Regions from separate parts of the Homo sapiens genome. Here region 1 is linked to region 2. Evidence: chromatin loops called from intact Hi-C (ENCODE). Cell type or tissue: heart left ventricle. All regions are shown on one strand.

The links. Hi-C counts contacts between places; a loop is a spot of excess contacts. Peaks named below come from ENCODE experiments on the same cell type or tissue, not always from the same donor. Only the 100,000 strongest peaks of a DNase experiment are listed, where the experiment ranks them.
Region 1: it touches region 2 in a loop (11-fold over the local background); 18 of 110 quality-filtered maps call a loop at or near these places.

Annotation. Positions count from the first base shown.
Region 1 is chr2:207,254,556-207,262,555 of GRCh38, reverse strand. LINC01802 (long intergenic non-protein coding RNA 1802) reads right to left here and starts at 2,111. Exons shown (of 3, transcript NR_146973.1): 1 at 1,989-2,111. In heart left ventricle, no CTCF peak of the experiment used is centred here; DNase peaks (open chromatin) are centred at 3,767, 3,862 and 6,683; H3K27ac peaks cover 2,068 bases.
Region 2 is chr2:207,330,761-207,338,760 of GRCh38, reverse strand. It overlaps LOC105373851 (a long non-coding RNA gene), which reads right to left and starts at 4,401. Exons shown (of 4, transcript XR_923809.3): 1 at 4,079-4,401. RefSeq lists enhancers at 3,779-4,188, 4,449-4,498, 7,676-7,855. In heart left ventricle, a CTCF peak has its summit at 3,986; a DNase peak (open chromatin) is centred at 4,020; H3K4me3 peaks cover 1,196 bases; H3K27ac peaks cover 3,465 bases.

The DNA.
Region 1 (8,000 bases), 76 kb after region 2:
TCAACGTAACCTCTGCCTCCAGGGTTCAAGTGATTCTCCTGCCTCAGCCTCCCAAGTAGCTGGGATTACAGGTGTGCACCACCATGCTCAGCTAATTTTGTATTTTTAGTAGAAATGGGGTTTCACCTTGTTGGCCAGGCTGTTCTTGAACTCCTGACCTCAGGTGATCCACCCACCTCAGCCTCCCAAAGTGCTTAAATTACAAGCATGAGCCACCACACTGGGCCACGTCAGGGACTTTTTACGTGCAAGCAGAGGGTACCGAGCTCAAACTAGCTCAAACAATAAAGGGAAGTTATTTCATATAAATGAAAAGTTTAGAGGTATCTGGCTTCAGGTGACATTTGAACCAGAAGCTTAAATATGTCAACAAGAACAGGTGGATGGAATGCCTGATTAACCTCACCTAGACCACGTAAGTCCCAGGATCATATGAGAAATTCAAATAGAAATAAGGGATATTGGAAAAGGGGAATGAAGACAATAGATGCGTAACAGGGGCCGACAAAAAAAATCACGACAATATCCAAAAGGGGACAAAGATATGTGATATGAAGTCCAAATGATCCCAGTCATAGCTGGACTATGTCCACTTGATTGAGTACAGTTGGAATGGAGATCTTGCTTTGGGGTTGAAGCCAGAGGGAGCTCTGGGACTTTTTGTTTGACAACTGCCCCTGGATAATTCATACCTGTGCCCTGAACATTCTTCCTACCTGTTCAGAGGGCAGGGCTATATTCTTGGGGTGGCCTGGACTCCACTGGAAAGCCCAGCATGCTGGACAGTTCTGCTATTTTAAGAGCATGTGAGAAGTAGAGGGAGCTGAGACAGCTGCCCAGCTAGGAAGAAGGTCTAGGAGCCAGACCTTCCCCGTGGGCAGCCGTCTTCCTTTGAAAGCTGGTCGGTGGTCAGGACCCTGGTCCCTGTCCTCTGTTCCTCACAGTCGGTAGACTCAAAGCTCTGCTTATTCTTCTTCACAGATGCTGTCTCTTCCTCTACCCACCCATCTCTGCCTCTACTCACCACTGCCATACCTCAGCTCCCGTGTGAATTGCCTTGTGCCTGGGCCGTGGCAAGGGTCTATAAGCTTGCCTCCCAAGCTTGCTCCCCACCTGCCCCCGCACATCCTGTGCCCTGTGCTAGGGAACTCACCCCTGACAACAGTTTTGGCATATCATTCTCCCACTCCAAGCCCCTAATCCAAATTCAAATGTCACCTCCTCTGAGACCCCTTCACTGCAGTGATCATTCCCACTCTGAACCCCAAACGGAATGTCCATCCTGCCCAGTTGGAACTGATCAGGTTTTCCTGCTTTCCATTGTTACAGTTTCAAGCATCTTTGGTCTCTTTACTCTGATGATGTGATCCTGGACGATAGAGATTTACATGTCTAACTATGACTCAGTATACAGCTCTATACCCCATAAGTAGTAGATAAACAAATAATACTAATTCCTTGAGGTTAGCCTCTTTAGCTTCAAATCTTGGCCAATTAAAACTTCCTTATCGTCATATCTTTAAATCTCTAGAAATGTAGGTTTGAATTTTGAAATAGGAAGAAGATAAATGGAAGATATTTTCCCGCCCCATTCTTGCAATTAATTTTCCTTGTCTGCTTGAGTATATACCAGCATTGATATCTACCTCTGACTTAATTTACCAGAAGGTGCTCTAAAAACCTAACCAATGTGCATCTCTACAATTCAAACGGGCATATGGTTCAAAACACCAAATTTGTCATGTCTCTAGTGTGCTGAGCTCAGAGGAGTATTTCAAAAAACAAAACACACACACTCAACATGGGTTGAGGGACAGGACATTTTAAATGAGAGTTTTTAAAGCATCAAAAATATCACAGGTGTGTTCTTTCTTGATGCTTACCCATTTAACTATTCTGTAGTTATGGGACCAAAATTCATCCCATGAGCTCAGCATTCCTGCTCTTGAAAAGGGCTGTGTGGGGCTGGACGGATAGTTAGGACTTACCTGAGCAGGAATAAGTTTTCAATGGTACAGGCAGATGCTTTGGGAATCAGGAAGTGACCTGCTCCTCCTTGAAATGACTCTGGGCTGGGGCAATGGTGACACTGCCACCTCATGGGATCTGGGGTTACCTGGTGGAGGAAAGACGCAGGATGAAGAGAACCAGGTATAACCCTGCCACTTGGAGTTTTTCCTACAACTTGGGCTGGTGAAATGCTGAATCTCAGTTTATGTTCAAAATAAATGAAACCTCATTCTATTACCAAAATAAACTGCTCACATGTGATGTTGATAATGAGACAGCCAGACAGAAGCTGCCTTCATACCAAAACAAGTGAATCAGGTGGTAGGAATAAATGAACAAAGGGCAAGGCATTGTCACTGCCCCTTTCCTTCAGCAGTAGAAAGACTGACTAGAAAATTCATACGTAAAGAAAAAGACCTTTTTTTCTGTTGTTACAACCTGAAACGCCATGGAATTATTTGATAGAGCCTTTTTTGGAGAGAGGGTGTGGGCAGACATGGTAAGGGCAGATCCTGTGTCTGTCTGTGTCAGGGGCAGTATTTGCGTTTGCCAAAATGTTTATGCAGACACAGAGAGGAGGGGACTAAGCTATTTGGCCCTGTGACACCAAAAAATTATAATTGTTGTTATTGGAATGAATTGTGTTATGTGTTAAAGTCCTAACTCCCTGCACCTCGAGATGTGGTTGCATTTAGAAATAGGGTCTTTAAAGAGGGAAAATGAAATGATCTCATATGGGTGGGCCCTAATCCATGGTGTCCATGATATCTGGTGTCCTTGTAAGAAGAAGTTAGGATGTAGACAGACACAGAGGGAAGACCTGTGAAGATGGAAGACCTGTGAAGATGTCACAGGAAGGTGATCATCTGCAAGCCAAAGAGAGACACCCTTAGAAGCAACCACCCCTGCTGACATCTTCATCTTGGGCTTCTAGCCTCCAGAACTGTGAGATAATAAATTTCTGTTGTTTAAGCCACCCAATCTGTGGTCTTTGCAGTCCTAGCAAACCGTAATTGTTAAACAGGAGCAGAGGGAGGCAGACTTACTATGGAGAAACACAATATCGGGGCAGCACTGTGTTTTATTGTGAATGAATAAAGGAAATAATCCATTCATTTCTTCAGCACATACTTTATTTCTGATCTTTAGAGGGTGGCATGTAGCAGCTGGGAGAGGCTCTCCCTTTCATTGTCCCCAGCAGAGAATAGGAAACATGCTGTGTGGGCTTAAAAACTTCTGGCCACCAGCCACTGGCACCCTGTCTCTGGGAAGCAAGGATAAATCTGGTGATCCACTGATCACTGAGCACTTAACAATGATCACTGGAATGATATAACTATTATCTTTTCATATTTCTACCAGACTTAACCTTGCAGGGTCAGTATCATCCCTGAGCTTTAAGTTCTCAGCTTGTATATAACCTTGGATGAAACTGTGAATGTTCAATCTGGATAAAATAATTAATGTCTTTTTATTGCCCCTTTCAGAAACACACAAGGTCCTTGTTGGCCTCATGCATGGAGTATGGACAAGTAGCTCTTTACTTAGCTGGTCTTACAAGCTGCTTTGCAAATGTATCTGGCAGGTGGTGCAGTGCATGGGGGAGGGCCCGCAGTCTGTCCCTGGAGGCTCAGCTGAGTATCTCTGGCTAAAGCATCATCTCAAAGGCTTGAGAAGCCTAAGCTCCAGCCCCCACCCCTTCTTGAGCTGATTTCTCCCTCCTGACTCATGTCTGCTGCCTCATTTGTGTTACTGTGCAAATGTTTAGCCAAGAAGCCATACCAGGCCGAGTGCCTATTTATGACCGCCTCAGGAGTTTACAGTCCAGGCACTGAGGCAGCATTCCATGCCTAGCCTCTGGTCAAATAAGGACAAAGTGAACCACACCTTCCCTTCTTGGCAGTGAAGCAGGGGCAGTTAGAATGCTGTGTGCTGGGTGCAAAAGCCTCCCCCAGGCAGGGCCAATTCTTTCCTAGCTTCCCAATGACCTTGAAGTTGTAGCAACATAAATTAGAAGAAAAGAGTGTAGAATATTTGTGACATGACTCAGGATGCTGGGGGAGAAGAGGGCTGCTTGTTTGGTTCCCTTTCTGGGCTTCTGTAGGAAGTGGATTATGAATTCTCATTGGTCTAAGAGAAAAAGCACTTTTGCCATTGTGCATGTCCTGCTTGTCAGCAGGGAGCCTCGTAGAGAAAAACCCTCGAAGAAGGGCATGTAACAATACAGTCTGAGACACACACATGTGTGCACACACATATGCACATACGCCCAAAAAACAACCCAAAGGAATGCAGACACAGCTACCATCCTGGGAGAACCACCACGGCAGACACCAGCCTCAACGTGAGGATTTGGAAATAAAGGTGGCTGGGGTAGGGTTTCTCGTTTTAAGAGACTGAAAGTGTGCTTGCAATCAACCAGAAAATTTGAATTTGTTCTCTGCAAGCCTTTCCTCTTAGCCTTGTCAGGAAACACAAAAGCTCCCCAGACTCAGCTCCTGGCCAGGAGGAGTTGCAATCCGATGTGGTGGTGGTGGGCTGGGGAGGTGTACAATTGCACATAAAAGCGTTCATTGACAATTCAAGACCAGAAGAATAGCAGGGATAGTCAGCACTGTGGGCAGGGTCTGGTGACCAGATGGGTCAGACCCTTCCAGAAATTCTGAAGTTTTGCTTCTCCATTTGCTTAATAGGTGATAACCTAATGTCTAAGCAGCTAGACCTCCTGTGTGTAAACCCCCAGGGAGCAGGGTGTCTGGTGGAAATAGTGTCAGCCATGACTGTGCCATCCGCTAGCCCTTTCCCGGAGCTCCAGCTCTCTGTAGAATGGGCCTCATGCTACCAGCTCTGTGTACCTGAGGGGGTGGCTAAAAGGAGAAAGCTAACAAAATAAGGGGCAGCATGGTGCTTGGCACACCATAAGTGTTTTACAAGGCATTGGAAGGTGAGAAGGTAAACGATCTTCTGTGTCCTCACAGAGGACCCTATACAATAGCACTCAGCAAATATTTGCATGATCGTGATGGTGTGGGCTTTAAATAAATCCCTCTGGGGTGGGGAGGGAGGATGCTTCTTCATAAGATAAATATTTATAGCTACAGTGAAAGAGCAGAAGGAAAAGGAAATAGGCCATGGGGCTCCCTAGGCTTCCCAGAAATATCTCCGTATCTCTTGGTCCTTTCTTTTGGAGGCGTTTCTTTATGTTCTATCCTCTCCACCCACTGCCCTTCTACCTGCTGCACCCACTGTCTTGTCTTTGGGAAAGTTCCTTCTCCCACTCTCCTTTCTCCACTGTTCCCAGGGGTCTGAGAGTCCCCACTCCCGCCCAGCTTGGTAAGGTGAAAAAGACTTCTCCTGGGGGAGCTGCTCCCCTACACTTTTTAATCAGCTTCCATCCGGTGCTGTCGGTTTCAGAACACACATGCTTTCTCACTGACACACGCGCTTTCACAGCTTGGATAACAAGGCTCTGCCTCCCGCCCTTCCCACCCTCGGCACTGCCTGCTCTCCCCTTCCCCCTGCCACATGCACAGGGTCTTTCTAGAGAACGGCTTTCAGGACCACTAGGGAAGTCCCATGTGTCCTTACAGGCAGTTGAGAGGCCACATAGCTTGCATGTAGCTCAGCCCCTTGCAGGCGGTGTGGCTGCCATGTAAATTGCTTGCGTGTATGTCAGGGGATACATTTGTAAATAACCTTTTTTTAGGGGAGGAGGGTAGAAAAATGAGGAAACAAAGGACAAATGCAGGAAGGTGGTCAGCTCAGGACCACACTTCTTCATTGTTCATTTCCAAATGAGATGGCATAGCTCTGTTAGTCCATAGGGGCTGTGTCTGGCATGAGTCAGCAACCAGTACAATCTACTGCCAGTTGATTAAATTAGCATTTGTTATAAGCCAGAAAGGGAGGGAGGGATGTTGTGTGCAGAGATAGATGGAGAATGAAGAAAATCTTCTTCATGCCTTTTGAATTATTTATGGCCTGGAACTTTACATGCTACAGCCTAACCTGACGTGATAGAGAGAGGCTGGGAAGAACTCTCTCTTCCCTTAAAGTCACAGAGCACATGCTTGGGTCCTTGGGAGGACAGGAGCATGCTAAGAATGATGGACTATAGTGGAAAAAGTGGAGCTCTCTTCATTTTATTATGACCTTGAAAACAGGACTGTTGCATAGAAATCCTGCTGCCATTAGGCACAGGAAGACAGATTTCATAGCAACCTTTTGAGCGATGGACGTGAATGTGTGAACGCATTTCACTTTGATTTTGCCGAGTGGTAACATGGGATGACTGTCAGATCAGTGGACAAAGGATAGGTCTCTTCGATCTTCGCCTCTGGCTTTCAGCCAGATGGGAGAGAAACAAAGACTCCAAAGCTGCTGCTCTCCTTCCCCCACCCTCTCCCTCCTCCCTCCTTTTCTCTCCTCCTGCCTTCACCGCCTTGGATGGAGTCTACTAACTACTAACTGCTCTTACATTTTGGGAAATCTTGTCTAATTGTTCAGGGTGTAAAAATGCAGTGATTTTATCTCAGAAAGGGGCTCTTCCTTTTGGGAGATGTGTGAATCCAGAAGAGAGCAATCTCCATGCCTCAGGGAGTCGGGCAGTGTGTGGATGTGAGTGTGCAAGACACCCAGTGTGCTCCGGCTGGGTACCAGGGCGGCCTGGCGGACATCTTTTGTTCTTGGCTCTTCTGACTGCCGGGAGCAGCAGGACAGCCCACATGCCCGCCCAAAGGAGCTGCCGCTGTTCATCATCAAGATCTGAGGCTTTTATCTGTGAGCCCCAGTGAAGAGGCAAACTGTTGGTGTCCTGCTATCGACTCATAGTCTGCCTCCAAAATAGCTTCAGGATAGGGCTGCTGCTTTTCAGCTGAACTGCTGCCTGTGGACCACCTTGTTATCCAAGGTTCTCACTGAATGGAAGCCGTCCAGAGGCATGTGGCTCTATCCCGAGAGATACAAGAAGAAAGGAGTAAGGGAAGAGTGGCCGAATGAGGGAAAGACAAAAGCAGACTGGCAGATGACAGGGACTAGAGTCAGACAAAGAACTGGGACGTGTGCTTTGGCAAAAAAGCAGGCAGGGCAGTCATTTCCTTGCTTCATCACTGCTAGCTCAATTTACCCATTTTATATACATACAAAATAAACTGTGTCCAAGACTGACCCTGTAGCAAGAACTTGAAATGAGTCATTTCTTCCAATCATTAGTATAAGTCCTACGTTTTTACTAATGCATAAATGAAACAAAGCAGGTGGTGTCTGTTGCAGTCCTGGGAGATACAAATGAGTAAAGGATGAAGACTTACAGATTGACGACGGAAAACAGGATGACAATGTTGAACTTGAGTGTGGGGTTTCCCCAACACCAAGAGGGGATCCATGTACCCCAGGCCATGGGGAAGGGTTTGATTCCTACAGCTCAGATACCATGTTCTGCCCACTTCTCCCTTAGCTACGCAAAGAAGGAAATTGAGGTCATTTTCATAATTTAGGCAAAACTTCCCTTTCCACTTGAATTACTGAGATATTTCGGGCAAACGCAGATTTCAAAAAGAAATTAAATAGCAAAATTTGAGTTTGGGAGCTCATTAACAAGCAGTGAGACTTCCTGTATTGCATCAATTATAAACAATTTGGAGGAAAGAGAGGTTGCTTTTTTCTCTTTTAAAGAAATTATCTGGAAAATTACCCAGGTCTTTGCTTCCTCTTTTTAGATGAGATCTGGACAGGCTGAGTTAAAGACAGTAACCTCATTAGGATGGGTTTAGATGATAAAACCAGAAGAAACCAAGAAGCCCAAACTGCCCTCTGGATTTCCTCCAACTAGCCTTGCCTCTGACGAGTCAGTTCATCTCTCTGCACTAGTATCTTACCACCCCCGCCCCACACACGGAAATGGAGCCAACTTGCTTTGCCACTTTTCTACTTCATAGGAATGCTCTAAAAATTAATATTCACTGTGAAACTAGGAAAGCCACAGAGGAATG
Region 2 (8,000 bases):
CCTAGATAACACTCTGCAAGAGCAAATAATATTAGGCCACTATACACCGATATAAATAAATAACTCATAGCAATGTACCAATATGTCAAGATTTTTCACAGGAGGGAGTATGAAAACTAGCTGGATGGTGTCAGGCTCGTTTAAAAGCTCATTTGCTCCCCTTAGTCACTGTCCTTTCACCTTTACATGGCATCTCTCCTGGTCTCTTGTCGACGTGGTTGTCAAAGCACCAGCTCAATAGTGCTGGTCTGTCAGCAGAGATGTGTTAAATGTAAAGATGGCAGAGTTCCCCACAGAAAGCTACATGCAGACTCTGGAGCCAGCTGAAGTCATGGGGCGTCAGGTGACAATGAGACTATGTCATCAAATGACATGTATCCCTGAGGTGCCCAATGAACTTTACACAGAGTTTTTTTTTTTTTTCCTATTGTATTATTCTGACATCTTGCTAAAAAAAAAGAAAAGAAAGAGGACAGACATTTCTATTCCACAGAAAGGAAAGCTTGGACTCAAAGAAGTTGCCTGAATTGCTCTAGATGACTTTATTTTTTGGGATTTCCTGGTTTCCATAAACAGCCACCCATCTGCCTACCCTCCTTCTCCCACTCACTTCTGACCACAACTGCACCCTGCTGTGTGTTAGGAGGAGCGGATTTGATGTCTCGGAGGCGAGGGGTGTGTCTGAGGTGAATGGGCATGTCTATACCTCCCTACTTTGTTAAATGATTGCAACAGAGATCACCCACGTACTCCCAGCCTGGTTCAGTGCAACACATGTCTAGTTCATTAGATGCAGCCTGTTCAGGCCTCTTCTACCTGCTGAGACTTCACACCCATAAAATCCAGTTAAACCTCTGAGTCACAGGAGGCTGCCCTATCAGAAGACTACACACTTTCCAGCTTCCCAGCTTGGGAGTCACAAGACCTGAGTTCAGATTTCAGCTCTGCCACTTACTGAGGCAAATACTTGTATCCATCTTAATGTCAGGTGGTCATGTTGAGTAACCTCTGATTTCTTATCTAAAGGGGTTTTTTTTTTAGGATAATTGAATGGAAAAACTATCTTAAATTGCTTAGTACAGGAGTCATCAATGTATAGTCTGCCTGCTGCCTGTTATGGAAATAAAGTTTTATTGGAACACAGCTGTGCCCATTCAGCTAAGGCTAGCATTTATGTTTATTGTTGACAGCTGCTTTTTTGCTACAATGTCAGAGATGAGTGGTTTTCCCACATAGTGGGTCTGCACTATGTATGAGTTGCTTACTCCTTTTCTTCTTTCTGTTTGTCCTTACTCTTAACTGTATGCTCCTAATTAGTTGCTCTCTAATTATCCAACCCCTCCCCAGAAACAGACTGACTATACTTTCTTTTAACAGTAATTTGCTGGAGAGTTTCAATTTCACTTTGGGCACTGCTACGTCTTAGTGACAATAAGTAATTCATCTGGGGTGGATGGGGGTGATAGGGTGGGGGTGGGGGTGGGAGGAGGTGAATAGGAAGCATTGTAGCTTCGTACTTTGTGAGTGGACTCAGTGAGGGACAACCACAGACACAGACCCTAGTTCAGTGTCATATCTCTATGTTTCATCAAACAACTACAGGATTTTGTTTGTTTATTGTTAGCAGGAGTACATGGTGTAAGGGCAGGTCGAAACATTTTTTCCCCTAATTTCAGTATGGTTAAAAAAAGTATATTCTCCAATGTATTGTGAGATTGATGTAGTGAAAAGATGCCTGGTAAGAGAAGTCAGAAAATCTAGGTTCAAGTCTGGGTTTATCTTAGTTTTATTATGTTGGTCAAGCCACTTCTGAGTGTCAGTTTCTTCAGAACTAAGACTGAGGGTAATAATACGACTTGATTCCTAGCATGATTCTGAAGCATAAAAGATAATGCAAGTGGAAAACTTTGTGAACTATGAGGCCATCTATAAAATGTGACACATATGTATATAACAGGGTCTGTTTCAGGGGATTTCATTATTTTCTTTTTCTTTATATTTTTATATTTACATCAAACACAGTTTCAGTTTTTACAATAGGTTCTGATATCTGACGAGGCTGATCCCTAAGAACATTTGCATTTTGCTAGTTTTCCTGTTTATAGTTTTGAATGTTTTTAATAAGATAAGCACTAAGCTTAGCAATTCGTCAGTGTTCATTCTAATGACCTTCAAGAAACGTCCCGTTGGATCTTTAGACAGAATTATTTCAGTAAGTTTGAGGAGCCTTGGCATCTTTATGTTGAATTTTTCCATCTAATAAAAATATAACTCTTCCTCTTAATTATTAAAAATATATCCCCCAATCAAGGTTTTAAAACTTTTAATACATTTCTTATTGAGTTTATAAATATTTTATATTTGTCGCTATTTGAATAGCTTTTCTTTTGCTTTATATTATCTATCTGTTTACTGCCAGTATATAGAAATACTGTTGCTTTTTAGGTATTTATCTTATTCCAAGCCACTTTATGACTCTTTTTTAAAATAAAGAAAGCTTTTAGTTAATTCTTTTGACTTTTTCAGATTTATACTTGTGTGATTTTCATGTACTTTAGTACCTTAGTTCACAAAAATTTATTCCTTTTGTGTTTATAACCTACTGCATTAACCAGAGAATCTAAAGTGATAATGATGCTAGCTGATAGTCCCAGCTACTCGGGAGGCTGAGGCACGAGAATCGCTTGAGCCTGGAAGACAGAGGTTGCAGTGAGCCGAGATTGTGCCACTGCACTCCAGCCAGGGCGACACAGCGAGACTCTGTCTCAAAAAAACCCCAAAAAACAAACAAACAAAAACCAGAAACAGTGATAATCATACTAAAGGACATTCTTTGTGTTTGTTTCTGATTTTCAATGTTTGCCAATTAATTATAATCTTTATTTACTTTAAGCCAAGAGCATCTTTATCACATTGAAGGAGCATCCTTCTATTCCTATTGAAATGTTTACTCTGTAATTAGGAAAAGGTGTTGATTTTATCAGATGTGGTATCTATGAAATTATCACATTGGCTAATTATTGTTGTATCAGTGAATACTCAGTGGATTATTTTCTCCTTGGAAATCAATCTCTGTGGTCAGCTGACTGGCTCTGCTAACAGTGACAGATGTGTAAACGGTGCCTTTACGAGTTCAAACATTTCAGGACCAAACTTTTTGCACAAGAAGGTGGTCCAATGCCAGAAGCAAGGGTTGCAGGAGTAGGAATCCCCCCGAGTTTCTCTCCTTGGACACATTTTCCAAAGTTGGCCGCTTTGAACAATCCTTTAAGGTAAGGACAATGGACATGGCAGTTGTTAACACTATGAAGAAAAGACAGTAGAGGAAGGAGCATGGAATATGGGAACAAAAATCAGCTGGCTGCTCAAGAAATGTGAAATTAGAAAGTAGAGAAAGGTGGTGTCTTTGTATATGCTCCTCCCCTCCCCTCAGCCAGGCCTAACAACACCCCAGCCGCACCCCTCCAACCAAGACTCCGCCTTGGACCCTGCTCATGCCTTTGGGCTTAAGACTGGGAGTGGAATTTCAATGCCATGGAACTCGCATTTTAAAATGCCACGCTCAAAAATATCGCCTGAAATGTAGGCAAATGAACTGCTAACATCAGTGTCTATACCGGGCTCTTGCTGGCACTCTGGCCGCGTGTATGACCTTTCAACACGATATTTTAAAAAATGAGCAGCGCTTTCCTCTTCCCCTGGCAGCTCAGAATAGCCCTGTTTCCTTTCCTATAAACAAGTCATATCTCTGGGAATTTCTAAAGCTGAATATTGTCTGCTAAGAAGACATGACTCACGCCATTTCCTGGCAGTTCTCACAAATTCAAGAACACCTCTTGAGGAAAGAATCCCAGACAAGAGTGGCCACAGAGAGCCTCGGATGCCTTCATTTCAAACACAGGAAGCTGAGAGACAAAGGAAAACACTAGGAATCGTCCCTGGCCTCGGCATTCCCCTCTTCTGGACTGAGTTCCTATTGTGGCTGTCAGAGCAGCCAGGGGACGCCCACTGGGAAACTCGTCTGGGCCGGTCTTCAGGCCTTTAGTCACTCACCCACCCCCTCCGTTTGGAAACTCACCTAGCTCAGCTTCCTCCTAATTCTCGGGGTAGAGGTTCTCTGAGGCGGGATTCCCCAAGGAAATTACCAGGAGTTCACGCACACTGGAGCCGTGGGGCTTCCTAGCTGCTTTTAGCAAAAACTCTGTGGCCAAAAAAAATCTCCTTTCTGCATTCTTTTCCCGGCACGTCCTCTCCTCCTCCACCCACTGGCCCTGTCTCTCTAAGTCCCCTCTTCAGTGCCACGTCATTTTCCTCGTATTTGCTAAATAGTCTAGAAACAAAAGAAAAAGTGTTTTACTTGGCTTCTCCCAGCTCAGCCATATAAAAACCTCTGTGTGTATGTGTGTCCCTCTGTGTGTTTATGTGATGCGTATGTCTCTATGTGCTTGGGTGTCGAGCATATGGGAACAATAATGCAAGGGGGTTGCTTGAAGAGATTGGATGAGAAAAGTTGGAAAAATTCTGGGTAATCAGGATGTTGCTGCAGTTATACCTACTTCTTGCTTTCAGTTGTACCTACTTTTTGCGTTCTCATTAATGAAACGTCAAAGGATTGATTTGCATAGGGCTCTGCAAATGCACTGCGGTGGGAAGGTTTAATTCCTGTTGATCCATAGCATGCCCTGATATTGGTCTCATTAGAACCAGAACCCTGGAAGCTGGAAGTATCCATAAGGGCATGATCCAGAGACAATAGTGACTAACATGTATAAAGCATGATGTATGTGTCAGGCATGATGGTATGTACTTCATATGCATTTTCTCATGTGTCACTAGTAAGGAAGCAGGACTGGAGAAGTTAAGTCAATTGTACAAGATTTTTAAAAAGTCATGGCAAAGCTGGAATTTAGACCCGTATCTATTTGGAAACCACAATCTGGTTCTTAGTCACTGTGCCATAGAGCTATCCTAAGAGAGTAAGATGGGATAGGAAGGGAAGGAAAGAAAGACAAGGAAGAAGCAGAGGACAAGTATGTGATTACTACACTGATATAATTGAATGATGTCATTTCTCCCTCAACTCTCTAGGATGACCAACTTATCCAGGTTTGCCTGAGATCTTGGTTTTAGTACTGAAACGTTCACAACCAAGGAACTCCCTCAGTCTTGGGAAAACCTGGACAGTTGGTCATTCCATTGCTTACCATCTGGAAAATCTGCTACAGATCGTGTGGATTGTTAGAAGATAAAGCCCATCCATTTATGACCTGAAGAACCTGGGTTATTGGGGGATACAGTTGAAATCCATGTCATGGATAGCTGTGCGTTATATATATGTTGTTTGTATGCCTCTCACAGAGTTCTTGAAATTTGGAGTCCATAAAAGACATGTAATAGTTGTTGACTTGATTTATAAAGAGCAAGATAGATTATGAGTAAACATCTGTGGGATGAGCACAACTGCAAGTAATAGGGCTTTAGGTAAAACCTAATCCATGAACAGTAAAGATTTTTTTCAATGTAAAGTTGTTTTCTACATGTATGTGCAATTTCTTTCAACAACACTGTATGATACATTTTGACTAGATTTTTTTTTTATGTTAGAGTCTAGGAATATTCACTTTCTATCAATGCTGTGCTCCTGAATGGTTCTATGAAAAAAAAGTGGATTTTTATAAATCATATTTTCTGTGTATTAGGGATGTGAATTCTTTTCCAGAGCCAATATGGCCCCTCACCTGTTTGGTTTTGCAAATGTCAGTTTTAGATATACAGTTAAGATGCTAGCTGCAAGTGGAAAATACCTATGCCAAACACTTGAGGAGCAATAAAGAGTACTACTTTATTGGTGGATCTGGTTCGGCCCTGATAATAGGTTTAATCTTCAACAAAACAACTTCTTATTTTCTCTGGAAATAGAACTGACTTTCTCTCTTCGTATGTCTGTCTCTTTCTCCCTAATCTAAAAACTCCCCTACACAAGCATCTACTTCCTCTTAAGCTTATAAAGTTTCTCAATGCCTCATCTTTCTGATGTGATGTGTTTGGGTTTTGTTTTCTTTTAGAGTTTTCGAAGAACTCCAGGAAGTGGCTGCAGAGCAAAGTAGGATCCTGATACTGGTAAGGAGGCTTCTGCAGTAATGGTCTGGGGGTGACCAAAGTAGTATTGATTACAAGCAAACCTTGAAATATGATCAACCTACAGCTCAGTTCAGCTCAGCTCTCTCCAGTTCCTCCATGGGAGCTTTGTTCTTCCATTTGAAGGGAGTAATTAAGACTGCAGACACCCTCCACAGTAGAAAAAATTTGGTTTCCAGTCACATCAATTTTTGGGACAACCTGTTCCCTCCTCCCAGTTTGTCAAAGGCAAAGGGGAAATCTTGGGATATTTGTGTGTAATAGACACTGCTTGAGACTGAGCAGTCACTCGTCTCTCTCAAGGGTCCTTCCTTGCCTCCCTTTCCCCAAACATTCATATATTTGCTTTAACGACCCCTTCAATTTAAGTCCGGCTGACCCAAGCTGCGGAAGGTTATCTTTCTTTTTTACCTCTCCTTCAGGAGAGAAACAAGGCTGACAAATTTATGGATTTTGGTTATTTCTTTAATAAATTACTCCCTGGGATGTGATTCCAGGAAAAAGATGCTTTAGAGGATAAATGTCTTAGAGAAAGTGGTGACTAGGCAGAATTATGCACTGTGGTGAAAGATACTCCACACTCCACGTTAGGCACTTCTAGGAGACTAGACATTGTCAGAGAAATACCCACAGAAGTGTACATGTGTTGGTAAAATGTCTTCCATGGACATTATAGTCATACATCACCTAATGATGAGAATACGTTCTGAGAAATGCATCATTAGGCGATTTCATCGTTGTGCGAACATTAGAATGCATTTACACAAACCTACGTGATACAGCCTTCAACACACCTAGGCTGTGTCATCTAGCCAATTGCTCCTGGGCTGGTTACAAACCTGTGCAGTATGTTACTGTACTGAACATTGTAGGCAATTGTAACACAATAGTAAGTATTTGTGTATCTAAACACAGAGAAGGTACAGTAAAACATGGTGTTATAATCACATGTGGTCTATCATTGACCTAAACAGCATTATGCAGTGCATGACTATACTTTAGGATAAAGAGAGAAACACTTTTTTTTTCTCTACCATTCCTGCTTGTTTAGTGTTTCAAACAGAACAAATAGTGCTGAAACAACCTGGAGAACTTGTCAGTCATTTTTGAGTATCTAAAATATTTTTTAGGAGAACAGTTCCCGCCACTTCTTTTTATGACATTCTTTTTTTTCTGTTGAGGGAACAGGAAGCAATGCCTTTGAGTATTTCATAGGGTGTGGAAGGAGAAAGGAGTCTTTCTGTTGTGCTACAATTCCTCATTTTTCGAGATAAGGAAACTGAGTCCAAGAAAAGTAAAGGAAGTCACCATAGATCCTACAGTGCGTTTGCACGCATGACCCAGGCCAAAGCTCAGTTTCCCTTTTTGGCGCTCTATAATTACATGGGAATTACCTTCAGATGATGTGTTTCAAGCCCTGGAACCACATGGATCAGCCCCTCCCTCTCCCTGTGCTATAGCTCATTGCTCACCTGTGCTTTGTTCTGTGCTGGCCCCGATATAGTTGGTTTGCCAAGCTGCCCCTGCGCTACTCAGAGAGCATTAGTCACGAGCTCCTGTCTCAAGGGCACTGATTCATTTCTAGACGTGATTGCATCAGTGTGCATGTGTGTCCTTTGTGAGAGATATGAGTCCATGTTGCATGTGTGGGAGTTTGCCAGAATTACAACCTTCTGCCCCTTCCTTGCCATGGCTAAAGAATAAAGCAAAGAAGAAAGAGACATCCACTTGGGGCTTTTTACAGACTAGAGGTCCTGTTTTCTTAAAGGTTATAAATGCTGCTGTAGGAAATGTTAAGAATTAAAATCATGATTACATTAGGCATCTGCTTTGCTTTCCGGTGATCCTAACTAGCATTTGGA